Linked DNA regions of Homo sapiens: region 1 is linked to region 2. The links are chromatin contacts, found by Hi-C in ENCODE. All regions are on one chromosome and are shown on one strand. Each heading gives the region's core, a stretch centred on a gene start or an enhancer-like site at or near the end of the contact. The rest is flanking DNA. Distances are from core to core; before and after follow the strand shown.

Region 1 (3,092 bases), core at 479-2,978, 440 kb after region 2:
GGCTTTTTGGTTTCAAGTGACTTTTGCACATAATATTTTATGTTGCACTTAAAACCTACAGCCCATGGGCCAAATCCATCCACATCAATTTCTGCATTATTTACTGCTGCCGTATCAATTTCTGTATTATTTATTGTAAACCACAATGGCAGTGGTGAGTAACTGAGACAGAGACTCTATGCTCCTAAAAGCTAAAATATTTACTACCTTTACAGAAAAAGTTTGCCAACTCCTACCTAGAATCAAAAAGGTGGGTAACATTCCCTCTCCACAGAAGAGAACACTGAAGCAAGGAAGTAAAGCCATTAATCCAAGGTCAGATGGAAAGTGGTAGATCCAGAAGTGGAATTCAAGTTTCCTCCCCTCCTGAATTTGGCACACTAAATGCAAAACCGTGCCCCATTTTAAGGATACAATCCGAGATGCGTGAACACAAGAACATATGAAAACTCACATGAATTGTCAAAATGGGTCCTAAGACAGCAAGCTCAGGACCTATCCTCAAGTACAGGAAAGATTACTCAAGCTATGCACAGTGGCATTAAGCCTGCAATCAGCTGAAAATTTTTCACCCTGAAATTTTTGCCTTTTTTTCCTTCAGGTATTGCTGTGATGACATAAACCAAAGTGCTAATCGTAACAATAACAGACCCCATACGTGAGTTTCACTGAAACCTGGGGACCCAATGTGTCAAATACCATTTGGCATAAGTGGGGCCATGGCCAAGATTTTTATTATAATAGAGTGTTCTGGACGGATTTGTCTTGTCTCAGATGCTATTTTATATGACAACCTCTAGGGATGGTCAGTGTGTGAACCAGGTAGGTATCAGCATACTCTCTTAATAACAGGAAGTTCTGGTTTCCTTGTAGGAATGCATTATCTTCACCCTAGCAACAGATGACTGTTGGCAACCCAATTCTGCAAGCAGTGCATATCTTCTATTCCTCCATGAAAGGTTTCTACTTAAATGTAACAAGCATTGGACCCGAAATGAGGGAGCCCAGCTGGGGTCTTTGGGTGAAAAGTGTCCTCAACCTCTTCAAAAGCAGAGGTGCAAATGGTCCCCAGGCAGCGAGGCAGGCAAGGCTTCTAGGTGAAGCCCCCGGCCCCCAGAGAGGGGAACCTCTTCCTGTGATGGGTACACCGGGATGTTTAACCACTGGTTTTCTGGGAACGAGATGCAAACCCTGGCTCAGCATAGGGCCAAAGACGCTGACAAGAGGTAAGGAAAGGGGAAGTCAGGATTCTAAGGGGGCAATGGGAAAAGGGTGGCATTTTGGATGGGGAAATGGGTAATCACACACTCCAGAGCACGCAGGCTTTTATGGGCCCAGAGGAAACCCAGTCCACTGGGCTGATGAAGAGCCCTAAGTGACTCTGCCAGAGAAGGGCAGGCTGGCAATGACCCTGCCCCGGGGTCCCAGCTCTCCCCGCCCCCTCTCCGCTGCGTGCCAGCCCACGGGTGCCAGAGTGGATTCGTGTGCACATGAGTTCCTGCTGGTGGGGGCCGGGAAGCCGGCTCTCCCAACTCCCCGCCATGCTGCGGGCTCGGGGACCCCCTCCCCAGCCCCGGCCACCCCGGCAGGTCCCCTCCGCCGAGCCGCGGGCGCAGATGGCCGGCGGCCGCCTCTTACCCGACTTGTTGCTGCTGCTGCTGCAGCCGCCGCCTCCGGTGCTGATGCTGCGGGAGCGAAGCGGTTTTCAGCAGAGCCGTAAATCAGACTGAGCCGGGCCGGCTCCCACTCCCCGCCGCACCTCCGCGCCGGGACCGGCGGCGTCCAGGGCGGAGCGAGGCGCGGCTAGCCAGCGGGGGCGGCGCTCGCGGGCACCGTGGGGCACCGCGCCGTGGGTGCGGGGGTTCCGGAACGCCGCGGCCCAGGGCTGCCACCTCCGCGGGGAACACCCTTGCTCTGCCCAGCTGGCGGGAGCATCATCTGCCCCCCCGCCACCCAGCCGGGAGCCCGATCCGACTCAGGATTACACTGACATCACTGCGAGAGATGCTGGGATCATTCCCCGGGGGAGGGAAGGAAAGACGCGTGTCAGCCTCGCAGTCGCGGCGCTTTCTGCAGGCCCTGGCAAGCTTTTTTGCACTAGTTTGGGGGGAGCGGGAGAGTGTGGATGAGGATGCAGCATAGCTGGGCATCTTCTTTGAAAATCTACCCGTTGGAAGGTCCGGGTATTTAATTAGGACCTCTTCATCCCAAGCAGCAGGGCGAGAATGTCCCAAAATAACTAACCCAGAGAGTACACTCCAGCCTTCCTAGCCAAGTGTCCTGAGGCTACGTTAACAGGCAGAACTAAATCTAGTAAAGTGCAGGGATTAATGAACAAACAGTTAAAGCAACAAGATCCCTCACCTACACCCCCATTTCTGAGGCGGACGCCCCTTTCCCTGGAGAAAAAATTTGTCCTCCTAAAGAGGGGATGTCCTGAAGAGAAGACGGCAAATCATTCCTTCTGAAGGACTCTGATGTCTCAGCTTGCTGGGCTTTTGCTTTTTTTTTTTTTTTTTTTTTTTTTTAACCTGTTTTGGTTTACCCCTACTGTAACTCCTGAAATGTGAAACCTAGATAAAAGTTACTGCTGGGTTTTCTTGTTCAAAGAAGAGAAGAGATTCTGTTCATCTGTAGACAGTTAATGCATCCTCTTGACTTCTCAGGGTGTCTTTTCTCAAGGCTTGCTGTTACTCATTTCAACACCCGATTTTATTTTAACGGTAAAGAGCTCAACAGTTATCTTAGTTGAAATTTTGTTTTGTTTTTGACAAATGAAAACAAATGAATTGCTTTGTTTTTTCACAAATGAATTATCACATCAAATGCAATGAAGATCCCAAGCTCTGGCATCAGACTTGATTCAAATCCTGGTTCTAGGGCCTGGGTCAAGTAACTAGACTTTTCTGTTCCTTCAATTCCTCATCTATGAAATGAAGATAATCAAGACCTACCTCTTAATATAGCGGTGGATCGAATGTGCTATGATGATGGAGGTAAAAACCCTGCCTGACAGGGACACACACTGATAAAGTCAGCTGTTATCGTTGTTGCTACTTCATTTATAATTATTATTAATTCCATAAAAAAGG
Region 2 (3,377 bases), core at 181-2,680:
GGACTTTGGAAAAGTTTTTAAAAATTGCTTTGGGAACGAAACAGAAGGGTTTCTACCGGGGTCTCGCAAAGTAAAACGAGTGGGTTGGGGGATGGGGATGGCGTCTTGAAAGTGATTAGAGATGCTTTCGGCCGTCACTGAGGACCGCGCTGGGCTCACCGAGGTGTTTTTTGGGGAGGGAGAGAAAATATTTATTCTAGTACGTGTATTCTGGCTCGGGTGCGGGCAGGGCGCGGTCCTGGATCCTGGGCTATGGGGGTCAGGGGGATTCTGTGGCTGCAGGGACCGGTAGTGAAGGTTAGGCCAGTGTCTTCATAGAACCTCCTGTCCAGCGAGCCCGGAGCCCGCTCTGCCGCCGGGACACTGCTGGCAACGACGGCGCGCGGACGCAGTCAACAGGGAGGTGTGTAGTGTAAGGTGTGTGAGCGGGTGTGTGAAGAGGGCAGCGGGGGCGGGAGTGTGTAGCGGAAGTGGAGCGAGTGTGAGTGTGTGTGTATGTGTGTCTGGAGGGGCAGGGTGAGTGTCCAAGCTTCCATCTGGACGCCCCCACGCAGCCGACCGCCCAGACGCGCCGGGAAGGGCGCCCGCTCCGCGCAGCAGCTGAAGGGGGGCGGGGAGCGCGCGGGCAGAGGAAGGAGGGTGTCTCCGGCTGAGGATTTCTCTCGAAGCTCCCCACAGTAATTCTGCTCCTCCTAGGGTTTACCCTCCCAGTCCCAAGGTGCCCAAAATACTTAAACAAACAAACAACCCAAACCTGTTCCGTTTTCGCTCCTGTATAAATAGAACAGACTTTCCAAAAAAGCAATACGCATTCACTCTTATCACCAGCCACTTCTTTCCACCAAGTAATTCAGAAAAAAGCAGTCAGCTTCCGTGAATGCATGTAGCTTTTTTTTTCTTCGCTGCCTCCTTTTGCTTGCGGTTTTGAGCTGCCAAGAAAGTGAGTAGGGGTTTGACTGTAGTGTCTCGGCTCCGCTCGGTTTCTTTCCGAAGTTTAATTTTCCGGAATGGCTCCCAAACAAGGGCTAGGGAGGCGGAGCCGCCGGCACCGGATCTTCGCCTTTTTTGGAAAGTCCCAGAGAACCGGAATTCCTCCCCGCCCCGGGAGGCTGAGCCGCAGCCTGGAGCAGCTCGCTCTCCTGCTGTGGCTGTGACTGGGTCCATGGCGCGCCCTCTCCCCCGCGATCCCTGCGCCCCGGACCCAGGCTGCAGCTAGGGCCGCGCGCCCGGGACCCCAGCGATCCCCGCCGCCTGCGAGCTGGAAGTCGCGAGCCCGGCGGAGTCCGCGCGGCCGAGCCCGTGTATGCAAATCAGCCATGTGACGGCAAAAGCCGCCTGGCCCAGCCCTGTTCCTCAGTCCATATATGGGCAGCGACGTCACGGGTATTGAAGACCTGCCCATAAATACTTAGAGCAACACTTTCCGTCTAACTGAGCGAGGAGCAATTGATTAATAGCTCGGCGAGGGGACTCACTGACTGTTATAATAACACTACACCAGCAACTCCTGGCTTCCCAGCAGCCGGAACACAGACAGGAGAGAGTCAGTGGCAAATAGACATTTTTCTTATTTCTTAAAAAACAGCAACTTGTTTGCTACTTTTATTTCTGTTGATTTTTTTTTCTTGGTGTGTGTGGTGGTTGTTTTTAAGTGTGGAGGGCAAAAGGAGATACCATCCCAGGCTCAGTCCAACCCCTCTCCAAAACGGCTTTTCTGACACTCCAGGTAGCGAGGGAGTTGGGTCTCCAGGTTGTGCGAGGAGCAAATGATGACCGCCAAGGCCGTAGACAAAATCCCAGTAACTCTCAGTGGTTTTGTGCACCAGCTGTCTGACAACATCTACCCGGTGGAGGACCTCGCCGCCACGTCGGTGACCATCTTTCCCAATGCCGAACTGGGAGGCCCCTTTGACCAGATGAACGGAGTGGCCGGAGGTAAGCCGCGTGTCTTCGCAGGCCCGGACCTGCGCGGCCCGGAGGTGGTGGATGGGGTGCAGTGGGTGTGCGGGAATCGCAGGAGAGGATTGGGGCTCCAGGTGGACGGTGCTGACTGCACTGGCTTTGAAGACTGGAAGTGGGTGCAGGAGGAACCTGCGACAGCTGAGACCAGGGCGCGCGGGCAGATGCGCCAGGTCGCCAGCAAACCGGCGTGCGTGCGCCCCGGCGCGCCCAGCCCCGGGCGAGCGCAGGGATGGGGGTGGAAGAGGCGTCCCCCCGGGTTTCGAGGCTTGCGTAGGCCCTCTGGCCGGCAGCACTTCGACCTCCCCTCTCCCGGGGCAGGGGCAAAGTGACGGTAAAGTTCGGGGCTCTCGGGGAGAGCTGCGCGCCTGGAGAGCCGAGCGGCGGAGAAGCGCCAGGGGAAAGCGTCGGTAGCTCCCTCCTGGGCAGAGCCGACCCCGGGAAAATCTCGGAGCGCTCCCTTCTTGCGGCCTGGAGGCGCGCCCCCACCTGCCCGCCGCCCGCGAAGTTGAGGGGGTTAGTAAGGCGGGGGCTCCGGCCGGCGGAGGCAGCGAGTGGGTGGTGGAGGAGGGCGCGCAACGGCGGGAAGCAGCCCCCGGACTGCCGAGGGAGGCCCGCGGGGGCACCGGCGACGCCGGTTTCCTTGGCGATGCTGTGGAAAGTCGTCTCTCGCGGCCCCCGCGCCTTCCTCGAGGCCGGGCCACTGGCCTTGGGCTGAGGCGGGGACGCGCGGCTGTCGGGAAAGGCGGAGAAGATTGGGAGGGCACGGAAACCTACGGACTCCTTCCTCTACATCCCCCATTCGCTCCAGCAGCCCTCGGCTGAAGCGCAGCGGGAGAGGGAGGGAGAAAAAGGCACAAGGCGCCGGGGATGGGGAGCAGCCGGGAAATCACCCACCCCCTTCTCGGGCTCTCCTCTCGGTTTGGCACCATCACGGCACTGACTGGGATAGGTCGATTCTTGGGTGGTGTTTGTCTTGGTGCCTCAGCCGTGGAACCCCCAGGCAAAAAAGAGGGAGAAAAGCTCCGGGCGGATGAGGCTTTTTAAAATATTGTTGTTGCTATTATTGGGTGTTTTTTATTGGGGACTAGAGCCACAGATGGCTGGGGGTGGAGGGGAGTTGGGAAAAGCTCATTCTGCTTTTTTGGAGGTAGTTCTTGAGTTCCATACTGTCAATGGGTTGCCACAGTTGGGCTGGCCTCTTCTTACAGTCTGTGGGCCTCAATTTCCCCACCTTTTGGACTTTGCCACAGCTCTACAGTGCTGAGACTCTCGGCCTTGGAAATGGACCTATGTGAGCGGGGGTGAGAAGGGAGTCCTGGCTGTATTTTCATTGTTCCACCTCCATTCTGCCTTTCCCCTCCCCAGATGGCATGATCAACATTGACATGACTGGAGAGAAGAGGTCGTTGGATCTC

The links. Hi-C counts contacts between places; a loop is a spot of excess contacts on that map. Pooled maps may share reads with other maps.
Region 1: a map of ascending aorta shows a loop between it and region 2 (5-fold over the local background). The contact joins the promoter of ZNF365 here to the promoter of EGR2 in region 2. A Hi-C loop is called at or near these places in 5 of 168 maps with a recorded cell type or tissue (ascending aorta, dorsolateral prefrontal cortex, natural killer cell and 1 more) and 14 of 50 pooled maps.

What each region holds. Positions count from the first base shown.
Region 1 is chr10:62,373,005-62,376,096 of GRCh38, reverse strand. It overlaps ZNF365 (zinc finger protein 365), which reads right to left and starts at 1,728. Exons shown (of 5, transcript NM_014951.3): 1 at 1,639-1,728. LOC283045 (a long non-coding RNA gene) reads left to right here and starts at 970. Exons shown (of 4, transcript NR_104162.1): 1 at 970-1,226.
Region 2 is chr10:62,814,419-62,817,795 of GRCh38, reverse strand. It overlaps EGR2 (early growth response 2), which reads left to right and starts at 1,430. Exons shown (of 2, transcript NM_000399.5): 1 at 1,430-1,935; 2 at 3,328-3,377. The coding sequence starts at 1,767. RefSeq lists an enhancer at 1-584 and silencers at 610-689, 980-1,409, 2,430-2,519.